Regions from separate parts of the Homo sapiens genome. Here region 1 is linked to region 2. The links are chromatin contacts, found by Hi-C or POLR2A ChIA-PET in ENCODE. All regions are on one chromosome and are shown on one strand. The core of a region is the stretch at or near the end of the contact, and the rest is flanking DNA. Distances in the headings are between cores, read along the strand shown. Region 1 has its middle 110 kb from the start of DLEU1-AS1. Region 2 overlaps DLEU1 (deleted in lymphocytic leukemia 1).

Region 1 (3,827 bases), core at 984-3,483, 320 kb after region 2:
AGTGATCCTCCTGCCTCAACCTCCTGAGCATCTGGGATTACAGGTATAAGCCACAGTGCCCAGCTTCCTTTCCTGTTTCTGAAGATGATGTGGAAGAAGTCGGCCTCTAAATGAAATGAAACGCCAATGCTCTAAGACTTAAGACTGCCAGGAAGTCTCATAGCTCTGCAGTCTAGAGACCAGCTGGTCCAGCACCCACTCTGCCTTCCACTCTGCTTTTTCTCCACACCCTGGTCACTTCCATGGAACCTCCTTAAGTGTGCTGGTCAGGCCCTGGAGTGGGTGACAGAATGCTGGATGATGAGTCTGTGCCTAAATCCATGTTTAGCTGGTGGAGTTGCCAGCTCCTTTCAGTCTAGGAAAAGTCAAAAGCCACTTTGGGTTAGATACCTTCTGTTCTTCATGAGTCCCTTGGCTGAACCTTCTCAGTTGAGCAAGTGCAAGGTGAGCACACGCTGTTTGCCCTTTTCTGTCACCTGTCTTAGTTCCTTGCCCTTTTCCATCACCTTAGTTTTCTGTTAGTACACAAAGCTCAGAGACGAAGTGAAGAAGTTTGCAGAAAGAGTTCTGAAGTCTTGTGAGGGAAAAGATTCTAGACCCCCAGCCATTCCTTCTCTGCATTTGGAGTTTGGGAAACCTGTCCTGGTAGAGCAGAGTTGCCCCATCTGATAATTCTATATGTTCAAGTGAGAGAGTATCTAGAGCAGCAGTCTCCAGCCTTTTTGGCACCAGGGGCCAGTTTCGTGGAAGGCAATTTTTCCATGGACCCGGGGTGGGGAGATGGTTTCAGGATGATTCAAGTGCATTCTGGTTTATTGTACACTTTATTTCCATTATTATTACATTGTGATATATAATGAAACAATTATACAATCTGACATAATGTAGAATCAGTGGGAGCCCTGAGCTTGTTTTCCTGCAACTAGGTGGTCCCATGTCGGGGTGATGGGAGACAGTGACAGATCATCAGGCATTAGACTCTCATGAGGAGCATGCAACCGAGATCCCTCGCATACACAGTTCACAATAGGGTTTGCACTCCTATGAGAATCTAATGCTGCCTGCTGATCTGACAGGAGTCAGGGCTCAGGTGGTAATGCAAGCTATGAGGAGCAGCTGTAAATACAGATGAAGCTTCTCTCACTCACCTGTCACTCACCTCCTGCTGTGTGGCCCAGTTCCTAACAGGCCACAGACCAGTACCAGTCTGTGGCCCTGGGGTTGGGGGCTCCTGGTCTGGAGAGTATAGAGTAAACTCTAACAGGAGTGCAGAGGCTGACCATGGCACTTTGGGATGCTGTGGGGTGGAGAGCCTTGCTTTTACCTCAAAATATAAAATTGTATGCCCCAGTTAATCTGAGTAGGAATAATATCATTGGCTCCCTTTAGCATAGCTGTGATAGGCTGAGAGCACTCTCAGAATTTAATTAATTCTCAAGGAAAATCAATGGGGGAGAAACACAGATATATAAGATAGGATTCAATTTCCAAAGATTACCTTCTGATCTGGTCACATCAGGTGCTTCCAGGCCTTAAAGGCCTTATCATCTTTTCAAAGTCACATTGTCTTGACATGCCTGTATCCTATCCCGCATCGCTATAATTTTGTGGAACCTCATCTGTGACTCTACTTCCTAAGTCTGAGCATGTTTATGACTAGAGAGTACCAGGTTAACAGCAATTTTTCAAGAGCTATCTCAGAAACAACTGGAAGCTTCTGAAATCAGGGCAAAGAAATTCCAGTTCCCCATTGTCCTCCACCTAGGGCTCTCCTTCTGAGTTCAGTTTTCATATGACTCTTTCCCAGGTGTCTTTTTAATTACCGTAACGTTCATATAACAAGACTTCTGCCCTGAAAAGATCCTTAGAGTCTGTCAATTCCAATCTGTTCCCTTTACAGAAGAAGAAATGTTACAGAGAGATAGAGATAAGAGAAAATGCAGTGAAGAATCCATACCCTTTTGTATCTTTAGGGCAAAGCATTACAGCAAACATAGGGAAATGAATAGAAAATTATAGACACTTTGGAGATGTCATAGTCTAGAATGAAAATTCCATGAGCCATCTGGCCTCTTCATTGCTGTGTCTCTTGTTCCTCTCTCATGCTAGAAACTCAAGACATTTTGTATTATTGAAACTGTGACCCAAACAGTTAAAGAAACCAGTGACTAGATAAGAAAAGAAAAAACTTGCTGAAATGCGGAAACTCCCTCTGCTTGCAACATAACAAACCTAGCTGAAATCAGTTGGAACCAATATGGCCAAATGGAGTCAGTGCAGAACGAGCTTGCTGATGTCACAACCCAAATTTCCACTGCATGTTTCACACTAACTTCCCCCAAATTTGCAACATGTGACCCATGAGGAAGCGTGCAGAGATAACTGTGTGTGCCAAGGATTTTCTGGATCTCCCCTTTCCTTCCACCAATCACCAGTTAATCTCAGAATCCACCCCTAACCCTTTTCTAATAAAAATACTGCCTTAAAGTCAGCACAAGGAGACAGATTTGAGCTGAACTTCTGTCCCCTTGTTGGTCGACCTACAATAAAAAGCTTTTATTTTCTCAAAACCCCAGTGTCATAGTATTGGTTTCTAGCACTTCAGGCAGCAAGGCCTTTTGCTTGGTAACAATATGAATAAATGTCAAACTTTGTTTAAGTAAATTACCCACATAGATACCTAATTGTGGAGACAAGCAGAATGAGTATGTAAATTACCCTGGCCTGAGAGCTTTCTCTGGGTTGCCTGGCAACCAAGGTAGCCTGAAAGCCCCACCTCTCCTAGGAGAGGCTACAAGTTCTCATAGGACCAGGGACATTCCTTTCTCCAGTGGGAGTGGCTGTCTCAAACTAACTTCCCACAGGTTTAGGACCCCTAAAGCCTCCAGGTGCTGAGCCTCTGGCATTTCCTAGCAATCCCCTAAACAGCTAGAACCTAAGCTCAGGCAGCTTAGTAGCTGAGCCCAAAATATTGATTTTCTCAGACTGCTCTCACACCAAGAGGCTGTAATTCAGAGACAGACCCCACTCCTATAACGATGGAAAACAACAGGAAGTGGGATGTCTCCCTTGCCGCAAGGCCCCTCAGTGTGTTTGTCGCTGCTCTGGCCATAGTCCGCCTCTCTGGGGATGCCAACACAAGAAAGGACACATCACCTGCGGACCTATTTGTGAGTTTCAGTCTGCTCGCTGCTGGTTACCCACCCCTTGCACCAATTCACAACACCACGAGTTAGAATAGAATCATTGTCATGTTTAGAACCTGAAGCTATTCTCATTGTACCAATGTGGTAACTGAGGACCAAATAAATTGAGTGCCGGTCGTAAGTCATGTGGTAACTAATGACAATCAGGAGTATATCCCAAGCCTCCTGGGTGCTTCCTCAGATCAGTTATTTGGTCACTTAGGGTGAAAAAGGGTGATTAATGCATGTATTAGGGCTTATGGGGTGGAAGGACCTAGACATAAGCTTTTGGAACTGCAATAGCCCTCCCATAGATCATGGGAAGTCTATTACCCTCCCAAGGATTTCTGCAAACTCCTTATGGGCTGTATTTTCAGAATAATCTTCAGTATCCATTTCTGCTGATTAGATCTGTTTCTGCTGATTAGAGAACTCGGTATTCAAATTTCCAGTGGTCTCATAAATACAATTTTTAAAGTTCAGTTTCTTTGAAACGGGATTCAAATAAACCAAACTTTAAAAATTATATTTGTGAGATCACTGGAAATCTTGTGACTAGTGGATATGTTCCTAAGTCTTTATTAATTAATAAGTTCTATTTCCACCTCTTGTTATGTAGTCCTTTCAATTTATCTGTTGAAT
Region 2 (3,538 bases), core at 407-2,906:
TGAAGATAGTGAAGGCCTCCCTGGGGGAGATGGGAAGAGAGGAATGAAGGCAGAAGAAAAGTTGTTTTTCTTTCAAATCCTCTATATTTTATATTATTCCCTGCTTCCTTTTCCTCCTGCTTCCTGGGTTGGGATGGGGATATCTCCTCTTGGCTTATAAAATTATCTAGAGACCAGGAGCCACCTTGTAGAGTAGGGGTCCCCAACCTCTGGGCCATGGACCAGTACCAGTCCATGGTCTGTTAGCAACAGGGCCGCACAGCAGGAGGTGAATAGCAGGCGAGTGAGTGAAGCTTCATTTGTATTTACAACCACGCCCCATCACTCCCATTACCCTCTGAGCTCAGCCTCCTGTCAGATCAGTGGTGGCTTTAGATTCTCACAGGAGTGTGAACCCTATGGTGAATGGTGCATGCAAGGGATCTAGATTGCGTGCTCTTTATGAGAATCTAGTGCATAATGATCTGTCACTGTCTCCTATCACCCCCAGGTGGGACTGTTTAGTTGCAGGAAAACAAGCTCAGGGCTCCCATTGATTCTACATGATAAAGAGTTGTATACTTCATTATATATTACAATCTAATAATAATATAAATAAATTGCACAGTAAGTGTAATGCGCTTGTATCATCCTGAACCATCCCCCTCCACTCTGTGTCTGTGGAAAAGTTGTCCTCCATGAAACCAGTCCCTGGTATCAAAAATGTTGGGGATCACTGTTGTAGAGGACACAGAGAGGTTATTTTGAGAACCCCAAAGCTGTTACAAACACACCCAATAGACAGCACACCTATATAACTATAGGTATTCAAGGGCAGTTACTACAAGACAAGTTTTCAGGACCAACTTTTCATCTTTGAGCGGATGCACAGTCCGGACTGGTTTTCTTCCGTAAGAGAGAAAGAGGGAGAGCAAAAGTGAGAACTTTTGGGGCAGGGAGGAAAAGTCAAAGGGGGATGGTCAGGTTCAAGCATGAGGCCCTTGGAGACTGCTGGCCAGGGGTGCTGCAGAGTCACCGTTTCTATTGTGTAAACTTTCCTATGCTGACAGATTGCCTGGTGTGATAACTTCACTCTTGTGTGCAAATACTCTTCCTTAAAGACACATAGAGAAAAGCTGGCCAAGACCCAAGAAATGGCTGTAGAAAGATATTCATTCTCAGGGCATTTCTGAAAACACATTTTCTCTACATTTTCAGCTTTCAAATTGTATAAATTTTCTCTTGACTTCTGACTCAAAAATCTTCTCAAACCAGGCATGTCAGTTTCTTAATTAAAAATGGTGTCTTAGTCTGTGAGGCCTACCATAACAACATACCACAGACTGTGTGGCTTAAACCACAAAATGTATTTTCTCACAATTCTGGAGGCTCGAAGTCTAAGATTAAGGTGTCTGCAGATTTGGTTTCATCTGAGGCTTCTGTCCTTGGCTTGCAGATGGCTGCCTTCTTGTTGTGTCTTCACAGGGCCTTTTTCTCTGTGCCTGAGTATCCCTGGTATCTTTTCTTTTTGTAAGGACACCAGTCCCAATGTATTAGGGCCCATTGTTTTGATCTCTTTAACCTTATTTACCTCTTTAAAGGTCCCATCTCCAAATATAGTCACATTGGGGATTTGAGCTTCAGTATATGAATTTGTGTGTGTCTGTGAGGGGGGAAATAATTCAGTCCATAATAAATAGTAAGCTGAGATTTGTCTACTATGGACTCCCTGTCACACAGTAAGTACTTAGCAAATATTTGTAGAATGAGTCAGGCTGTGACTGGGTAACTCATTTATCAATGTGCTGCCATATTTTTTAAAGTCTCATAAACCTTAGTCAATTAAATAAATTTTTCATTTTGCAAGAGTTGGTAATGATGGCCTAGTAACTTTATAAATGGGCTAAAATCAATATACTTATCTTTAACATGAGCCCTAGAGGGTCAGATCAAGCCATAGTGCAAGACCCTAGTATAATTCCTTTCCTTTACTGAAGTGTTACGCTGGAACAACATTGCAGTGAAGGTTTAAAACTAAATATTGAAGATGAGGTGGTTTTGCAAACTTTCTGGATGATGTGTGTTAAGAGGCACAGAAGGCAAGCATCTTGCTCCCTTCTTACAAAGAAACAGAAGTGGTGAAGTAACTTGCCTAAGGTCTCATGCAGGTGAGTACCAGAACTGGGATTAGAATTCAGTCTTGTGTCACTCCAGGGTGCTGTTTTTTTTCTTTTTTTGATGTGCTTCTTGTTTAGCCCATTTAGCTAGTGAATGTGAAGATTCAAGGAGAAAAGGCTTTTCCTTCTGACATTGAAGTACCTAAACTCTTTAGAAAATCTACTCAGGTGCATTTCATAAATTGATTACAGATGAAGTCCAATAGTAACATTGTTTATATTTGTGAAATCTACCATACTTGTCAGTTTCTAGTTTACAGATTATATAAGGAAATCACTTACATCCAAAATACAATCTTTGCCAGTACACCAGCACAACCTCTTGGGAATCTTGAACTACACATATACTGAATTGATACTGCAAATCAAGTCATTTGCCCAAATGGAAGGATTTAGGGATAAATTCAGCCAACAGTTACATGCTCAGATTCAAGAATCTGAAATAACCACTATATTGTATAGCTAAAAATAAAGCAGTTTGCACAACACTTGGCATTTTCAGTTGACCTAGTCAATACTAGCTAATAATTTTTATAATTCTTGAGTGAAGTGAGTTTTTTCTTTATTTTACATGTACAACTGGAATCCTGAAAAGTTAATAGATTATCTTTTACCTAAGTGCTACAGTAGGTAAGGTAGTATTGATAGTCTTTTACTGAATCTACAAATATTTTTTTCTTGAACATGACATAATTTCTTTTAACAGTTTTATTGAGACATAACCAACAAACAATAAACTGCACATACATATAGTGTACAATTTGATGTTTTAACATATGTATATTCTTATTAAAACTACCACCACAATCAAGCTAATAAACCCACTACTCCTAAAAGTTTTCTTGGGTCCTTTTGAAATTCCTCTTTCCTAGGTAACCATTGATCTTTTTTTCTGTAACTACACATTAACTTGCATTTTCTAGGATTTTATATAAAGTGAAACATACAGCATGTAATCTTTAAAAAAATCTCTTTTCTTTCAGTCAGAATACTTACTTTGAGACTCATCAATGCTGTTGAATATATCAATAATTCACTCCTTTTTATTGTGGAGTAATATTCTATTGTATGATTATATCACAATTTCTTTATCCATTCACTTAATTATGGGCATTTGGGCTGTTTCCAGTTTTTTGCTGTTACAAAAAAAAAAACGCAGCTATGAATATTTCTGTACAAGCCTGTATATGAACATATTTATTTTCCTCTTAGGTAAAAACCTATGAGTGGAATGGCTGGAACATATGGCAGGCGCATGTGTAACATTTTTGAAATTGTCAAACTGTTTTCTAAAGTGATTGTGCCATTTTACATTCACACCAACAGTGTATGAGAGTTCCAGTTGCTTCACTTCCTTAACATCGCTGGGTGTGGTCAGTTTT

What was found. Hi-C counts contacts between places; a loop is a spot of excess contacts on that map. ChIA-PET counts read pairs that join two places held with the same protein, here RNA polymerase II (POLR2A).
Region 1: a map of testis shows a loop between it and region 2 (4-fold over the local background). The contact joins two enhancer-like sites. A Hi-C loop is called at or near these places in 1 of 168 maps with a recorded cell type or tissue (testis). POLR2A ChIA-PET finds 5 or more read pairs at or near these places in 2 of 52 experiments (activated B cell and activated CD8-positive, alpha-beta T cell).

Annotation. Positions count from the first base shown.
Region 1 is chr13:50,633,423-50,637,249 of GRCh38, forward strand. No RefSeq gene overlaps it. Among named protein-coding and RNA genes, the nearest start is that of DLEU1-AS1, 110 kb to the left of the region's middle. RefSeq lists enhancers at 2,055-2,254, 2,651-2,945 and a silencer at 2,651-2,945. Within about 2 kb of position 2,234, at least 4 of the 41 ENCODE cell types and tissues checked have a DNase peak (open chromatin) inside an H3K27ac peak, as active enhancers do.
Region 2 is chr13:50,318,721-50,322,258 of GRCh38, forward strand. The region is part of intron 2 of DLEU1 (deleted in lymphocytic leukemia 1); the gene reads left to right. Among named protein-coding and RNA genes, the nearest start is that of DLEU2, 190 kb to the left of the region's middle. Within about 2 kb of position 1,657, at least 7 of the 41 ENCODE cell types and tissues checked have a DNase peak (open chromatin) inside an H3K27ac peak, as active enhancers do.